2 separate regions of the Homo sapiens genome follow, and region 1 is linked to region 2. The links are chromatin contacts, found by Hi-C or POLR2A ChIA-PET in ENCODE. All regions are on one chromosome and are shown on one strand. The core of a region is the stretch at or near the end of the contact, and the rest is flanking DNA. Distances in the headings are between cores, read along the strand shown. Region 1 overlaps ASTN2 (astrotactin 2). Region 2 overlaps LOC124902258 (a long non-coding RNA gene).

The links. Hi-C counts contacts between places; a loop is a spot of excess contacts on that map. ChIA-PET counts read pairs that join two places held with the same protein, here RNA polymerase II (POLR2A). Pooled maps may share reads with other maps.
Region 1: a map of heart left ventricle shows a loop between it and region 2 (7-fold over the local background). The contact joins two enhancer-like sites. A Hi-C loop is called at or near these places in 4 of 168 maps with a recorded cell type or tissue (HepG2, cardiac septum and heart left ventricle) and 6 of 50 pooled maps. POLR2A ChIA-PET finds 5 or more read pairs at or near these places in 1 of 52 experiments (HepG2).

Annotation. Positions count from the first base shown.
Region 1 is chr9:116,570,414-116,574,292 of GRCh38, reverse strand. The region is part of intron 19 of ASTN2 (astrotactin 2); the gene reads left to right. Among named protein-coding and RNA genes, the nearest start is that of ASTN2-AS1, 68 kb to the right of the region's middle. Within about 2 kb of position 2,037, at least 2 of the 41 ENCODE cell types and tissues checked have a DNase peak (open chromatin) inside an H3K27ac peak, as active enhancers do.
Region 2 is chr9:115,942,957-115,946,446 of GRCh38, reverse strand. The region is part of intron 1 of LOC124902258 (a long non-coding RNA gene); the gene reads right to left. Among named protein-coding and RNA genes, the nearest start is that of LINC00474, 19 kb to the right of the region's middle. RefSeq lists an enhancer at 1,506-2,705. Within about 2 kb of position 1,711, at least 18 of the 41 ENCODE cell types and tissues checked have a DNase peak (open chromatin) inside an H3K27ac peak, as active enhancers do.

The DNA.
Region 1 (3,879 bases), core at 788-3,287, 630 kb before region 2:
TAGGACCCATGGGCTGGCTGTCTGTTTTGTAGATAAAGTTTTATTGGAACACAGCCATGTCCTTTTATTTACATATTATCTATGGCTGTTTTCACACTACATGGCAATGTCAAGCACTTGCAACAGAGACTGTGTGGCTCACAAGGCAGAAAATATTTACTACCAGCTACTTCATATTTAAAAGTTGCTGACCTTTGATCTAACTAAGCTTCCTCTATCCTTCAAAGCATAGCTAAAATTCACTTCCCCTGGGAAGTTTTCCCCGATTCTCCCAGGTCTCACTCAGTCCTCTCACCTTGGATGTACAATGCCACTTCTTGTCCACATTTTTTATACCATGTTTCTCTTTTTTATATGATTTTAAAAACAATTCTAAGTACAACGTATGGCTTTGGGGACAACTGCCACATTTTATACTTTCTATAAAATCATACTCACAGGAGTTGGCAAAGTGGAAGTTGTATATGGTTTATAGAGAGGTGCCTGGTATTGAGTGTTGCTGTCACTGACCAATGCCATAACTTGGGACAAACCACTTCACTTCTCTGAGTCTCTCTTCTCATCTGTCATTTAACATGATAACATAGTACCTACCTGTGTAGGTTAGTACAAGATCCAAAGAGATTAACTAAAACAAACACACAAAAGCAAAAGCAAACAAACAAAAAACATGATTCTTGTAGTAAATAGTTATTTAATAATAACTGAATTATGCTACTTGGGGTCTTGCTTTGCCCATGTGTAAATTTAGAATTTTGTCCCATAACATTCTGGAAAAAAAATCCATTATTCATATCTTTTGTGAAATGCTGAGTACAGTCTCCTCCTTTCTTAGAAATTCATAAGACATTATCATATTAAAGGCTCTGAGATATCCCATGAGAAAAAAAATCTGTTTAACTTTATTTAATCCTGTATTTTTCAAATTTATTTGGCCACACCTTCAAATAACTATTAATGTCTCATGGGAGGTAATGTTCTGAAGAACACACTTTCGACCAATTGGGCCAAGTGGTCTTTTGGTTCACCTGGAGCTGTCATCCTGAGTTAAAGAATAGCCATTGCTTATCAGAGCCTCTTCTTTAATCACCAGCACAAGGAATGCAATGAAAACTCATGTTTTTGCATAAAATGGTGCCTTTGGTTGTGTTTCTTCTATAACGCAGGAAATAGTAAATGTGTATATTCTCAAACCCCACGATATTAGCCATGCAGGCTGTTGGATGTTCTGCCTCCTGATGTGTGTGTGTGTATATATGTGTGTGTGTGTGTGTGTGTGCATGTACCCACATGTGTGCACGCATGTACCCACATGTGTGCACACAGCACCTTTCTCTTCCTCTTGAGGCTGTCAGAGTCACGCACCTGGGGCATTACAAGTCCTGGGTACCTCTATAACTATTCCCTTTCTTCTCACAAGAGTGCCTTTGACCTCTTTCTGTTAAATCCCCTAGAAACATTTCAGTCCTCCCTCTTTCTGGAACTGGAACCCTTGGGTCTCCACCTTGGGTCCCTGCTGCAAAGGGGAAATTGGGGTCTTGGGAAATTATTCCCAAGGGAAAGCGTGAAGTCATTGGGTAAGCATAGATTTGAGATTCTGACTTCCTCAAACATAAATTGGGAATAGCTGACCCTTTCACCAGTGAGGGCTAGCACACATTTTGTTGGCTTATGCCCATGGGGCTGAGACCCAAGTAGGCGGTCAGGGAAGCCTTCCTCACCATCTGCTTAAGACGCATCTGCCGAATACTCAGTATCTCAGTGCACTTATTCACACCCTCTTTCATTCTCCAAAACATCTCGCTTTCAACGGCAAATTATAGGCGACCCTACCCATTCCTCTCCTAAAGTCCCTTATTAAGAAGGCTGGAAGTCTCAGGGGTGAGCAGCAAGGGAAAGAGGAAGTCTGTTTCCAGTGGTGTTCATGGCCCATACAGCCAACAGAGGGCGCTCCCACACCACGCAACACTGGGGTCCAAGGATCCAGGCAGGCCCTGGGGAAGGCGGCCAGCTGACCTTTCTCCAGGCTGTTCTTGGGTTGCCAGAGCAGCGGAGGTGTCAGCTGAGAGTGGTCACAGCCTGGGGAGGAGAAGGCAGGGAGAGAGGCTGGGGCACCCGAAGGGGAGGAGGAGCTGGCAGGGAAAACACACAGACACATTTCACAGAGGCAGAGACACAGGGGAACACACAGAATATGCAGTTGTACCTACAAACAACAAATGCAACATACCCCACACAGACACAGCATGCAGCCAGGGGATTTAGAGAAATCATATAGGGTGCAGACTCACAAATGAATGCAATCCATCCCATACAGGTATACACAATGCAGTCACCTCAGCCAGCTAAACAAAAACAAAGGCAACACACAGATACCAACACATATAAACATGCATGTGAGCACATCACCCAACAGGGACATTCAAGCTATGTGCAGCCAACGAAAGGCAGATAACAAAGAGACACGGTCACACACACACGGGAAGCACACAGACACATACAGTAGATCCACAACACATACAAAGTTACACACCATGGGGATAGCATGCCACGCACAGACAACACACAGCTTGTACTCAACACATGACAGATGCCTCAAGAGGCGTATCATAGATAAACAGCACAGGCACACAGATGCGTAAACATAGCCACCTTCCCACAGGCATACTGTAAAGATATACATACCGTGTGCCACATGGATCCACCCAGCACAAACAGACACAGACACATTAGATGGCATCCACTCACGTAGCACCCACAGCACAGCACACACCAAATACTCACACTCACCGTATGGACATAACTCCACATGGATCAAAAGCACTTGTAATTCAGTAAATGTTTCTAAAAGAGAAAAGAGGGAGAGGCCAGAAATAGGGAAAGAGAAAGGGTTGTGAAAGATGGAAAAAGAGACAGAATAGAAGAAAAGTGAGAAGACCCAGGGAAGGAGGGCTGGAGTCCAGATTGAGTGCTCAGCTTGGTCTCTTTCCCCTCTCTGCCTCGGTCATGATAGCAAAGAACAAGGTGATTTCAGGTGGCTCCCTTGGGGAAACCACATAGACTTGATGGCTACAGTAGGAGCTGATGGTGCCCCAGGGAGAGGAAACCACCAGCGTGGGGCCAGGGATTGTGCCTCAGTCTCATCTGGGGCAGTGGCACCGAATCATATCTGAGTCCTTGCAGCTTCCATTTCATCTCCAGGGAGATCAGCTCCAATCTTCCCCATCTCATTTAATCCTGACCTGTGAGTGTCTTACTGTTCATATCTGACTTTCTCTAGGCAGCAAATGTTGCAAAGAAACAATTACCAAAACTCTCAGGATGTATCTCCTTCTTCCTTTTAAAAATATACCTTTTTTAAAAAATAAAAGGAGAACATGTGAGTGATCCTAACAGAGCTTGTTCTGCCAGAAAAGACAGGACAGGTCAGGATGGTACAGGATTCAGCAAAGGTTGCTTATTATGTAACTAAACAAATAAAACTTACTTGGAATCACAGGATTTTGAGTGAAACAGATTCAGATGAGCACACTTTCTCAAGCAACCATCCTGGCCCAGATCAATGCAGGGTGCTGGGATATAGAAATAACAGACTCAGCCGGGCGCGGTGGCTCACGCCTGTAATCCCAGCACTTTGGGAGGCCAAGGCGGGTGGATCACGAGGTCAGGAGATCAAGACCATCCTGGCTAACACGGTGAAACCCCGTCTGTACTAAAAATACAAAAAAAATTAGCCGGGCATGGTGGCGGGCGCCGGTAGTCCCAGCTACTCGAGAGGCTGAGGCAGGAGAAAGGCATGAACCTGGGAGGCGGAGCTTGCAGTGAGCCGAGATGATGCCACTGCACTCCAGCCTGGAGCCGGGGCGACCGAGTGAGATT
Region 2 (3,490 bases), core at 462-2,961:
ACAGGAAAAATAGCAGCTGAATAGCAGACTGGCTGTTAGGATTGAAAAATCAGGTGTGAAAATCAACTACAATAGTAATAATAATGATAATATTAATGAATTTACAATATTAAAAGTAGACTGTCCCATGGTTTGTTGTTAATTTATCAATTTCTGAGTATTTTCTTACTAAGAAATATTAATTTCTTAGTATTTTCTGAGATTTACAAATCTTCATTGCAGATATGAAACCTAAAATTCATTTTGGAAAAGAACAAAATGGATCATAAAGTAGATTAAATTCTAATTAATGACATTCATACTGGAGAATTGGGTGAAATGTAGTGATGCCTTCCAACTTAGTTTTAAACATGTCACAAATAAGATAGATTGATGGAGAGAGAGGGGGGAGATCTAGAGAGAGGTATGTGATAAGACAATTATATTAATAGTGAAAGGTTAGTTACAGAATCTGAGTGGTAGGTATATGTATGTTTACTATAAAAATACTTAAACTATACTGTTTATTTGAAAATTTTTATAATAAAATCCTGAGAAAAAATAAATTATAGAGAAATTGATTCAGATCTCTTAAAAATAACCATATTGGAGCCTACAATGATTAGATCAAAATACTAGTTTTTTAGGTAGAATTTTCCAGCATAGTAATAAATCTTCATATTTATGCAAGGTTTTATTGTCCACCAAGTACAAAGTGTGATGATTGAGGGAAAAGACTCTGGAGCCAGACTAGCTGATTTCTGATTACTATCTATGAATAAACCATTTAACTTCTTGGTCTCTTAATTCCTTTGTTAGTCGAATCTGTGTAATAATTCTCCTAGGGTAGTTGTGAAGAGTAAATAAATCAGTAAATGTAAAATGCTTAGAAAGTGCTAAGAAGCAAATAAGCTCTATATTAATGCCATCTATTATAATTGTAATAATAATTGTTATGCCTTCCTCATTAGTTCTTAGGACAGAAATGGTTACTCTGCTTTTCAGCTGAAGTAACTGAGGTCTAGAGAAATATCTCTTGCCCAAAGCCATATGGTTTCATTTTAGGTGATACTGGGTCTAAAGTTAAGTCTTCATTGCCTCTTTCAAATATGCTTCTCCTTGTGTTCCAACTCCCATTGCAATGTCCAATCAAATTGAGGTGCAAAGAAATGCTAAGTGCCTGGCTGGGTGCCTGGCACATGGTAGGCACTTAAAAAGTAGGTGAATGATAAAAGTTCATTTATAGCACTTACTGTGTGTGTTACCCTGCTAATCACTATACATTATCTCAAAGAATCCTTGTAAAAGCTCTAAGAGTTTTGTTTTACTGCCCTGACTTTCCAGATGAGAGCAGAGGCTTTAGAAAGGGTATGTTGCCCAAGATCCCACAGCTAGCAAGTCTGAACCACAGATCCATCTGGTTCCAAAGCCCATGCATTTTTAACAACCCTGCAACACTTTCATGAATGAAGGGAGGCTGCTTCAAAGCTTAGCCGAATGGTAGAAATTAGGGGACATGAGCCATTTTACCCTTAATCCACAGTGCCTTCCCCTAAGTCCTTCTCATCATAGATGCATTGTATTACTAGCAAATGTGAATGTTTTGATGAATTAGGCAAAACACTCCAACTGCCTGTACATTGCAACATCTTCCCTTCAAAGGCCAGGGAATGTAGACTGTACGTTCTTTGTCCAGCTTGTCTGAATGCGTCAACGCTGTCTGGGAGGCACAGAGGTGGATGCTTTCCTAGCAGGGGTGAGGCCCCTCCTGAATGTCCAGCTCCCGTATTTGTAACATTGCCATGTGCTGCCACTGGGCCAAGGAATGAAGGGGCCTATGGTCCCAGCCTCCTCAGATTACGCAAGCCAAGAAAAATGTGCAAATCGCATGAGAAAAGCAGGCAGTCCCCAAACATCTTTATTTGTTCATTTCTGTGCCCTGATGCTTTGATTGCAGCCCTGCACTTAGAAATTTCAAGATAAGTATCAGCAGCTGGACACTGGGTAAATCAGAGGCACAGATTCCGTGTAAATACTGAAGTTTCGAAAGCACAAACTTATGTCCAATAGCTTGGAGCACAGGACCCAGTGGAAAGTGGGGGAGTGGTGTTCTGGCTTTGGCAGAGTCAACCTTCTGAGAAACTCATGGACATGTCTGTGCATGCCTGAACTTGTCTGACAAAGCCAAGCAGAGATTTCAGGATTGGCCAGATTCAGACACAAGCGGCCTGCTTGCTCGGAACCAAAATGGAACAGTCAGAGGAAGTGCAGGATTAGAAAGAAGAAACAAAAGATTACAGTCTGAAATCTGTTAACAGCAGAGGTTGCATGGTGAATGACCATGCTGATGACAATAAACTAAGCTGTCATCTATTGAATGGCTCACTGACAAGATCCCATATTAGGCTTTTTGTGTCCATTCACATAGTTAATTCTCCTAACAATCCTCAAGTTTTGATGGACTTTACCAGATTTTATAAATTTTAAAAAAAGAATAAAAAGGAAAGAAAGGGAGATGGAATGGTAAAACCACTATCTCAAAGTCAGGAACTAGCCAGTAAGAGGAAACAGGTTAGCAACACATGCTTGTCAGAGCCAAGGACCAATTTGTATCTTAAACTGCCCCCATGATCAATGAACATGAATTTAAACAAATGATAATCCCAGAACCTAAATCTGCCTCCCTGCAGTTAGAATAAATAATAACCATTGTGTGCCATTTTACAGTTCTCAAAGGGGTTATGTAATCTACATATACTGGAGACAGAAAAGAGAAAACTGTCCAGTTGGGTTTTGCTCCTAGGACAATAACAGTTCATATACTAGTTGTAAATAGTAAACACACCATTTTTTTTTTCTTCCTGACAGAAGGGGGATTTTGTCTGAGAAGAGAAAAAAAAAATGAGAGAGAGACAGCAGCTTTCTATTCAGAGACTAAATTAATGGGTAGGGCTGATCTCTTGGCATAATATGAGCTGTGAGGAGAGAGTTTGCTGATGAGATCTGTCAAGAACATAACAAGAAGATAGACTGGAAGAGTCTGGACCACACTGGGTGTGACAGCAGCCTCATCAGCTCAGCTAAGAGTAGATATATTGGTAAGAAAAATTAGAACAATGGGTAAAGCAAGATAACTAATGCTGTAGTTATGCTGTGAAGCTTATTTTGTTATTTAGGATTCTTTGGTTGCAAGTAACAGAATCCAACTCAAGGCAGCATACACAAAAATTTGTGAGATCTAATATAAGCACATGGAGATTTCTCTCAGGACAGCAAATACTAAAGATAAGGTAAATATGAAAATGAAAATTCAAGGTGGCTGGCAGAGTATAAAAACATGATCCTGGAGAGCATGACAGAATCCAAATCTTGAAGTTCTTTGTAGATTTCATTAAAGCACTTTAATTTCCTTGTAAATGTAGCAAGTGGCCAAGAAATGGGAAGTAATGTTATCAAAATGCAGGAAAATGGGATTATCAGATACAATACCACTTGAGCTGCTGTATGGGAT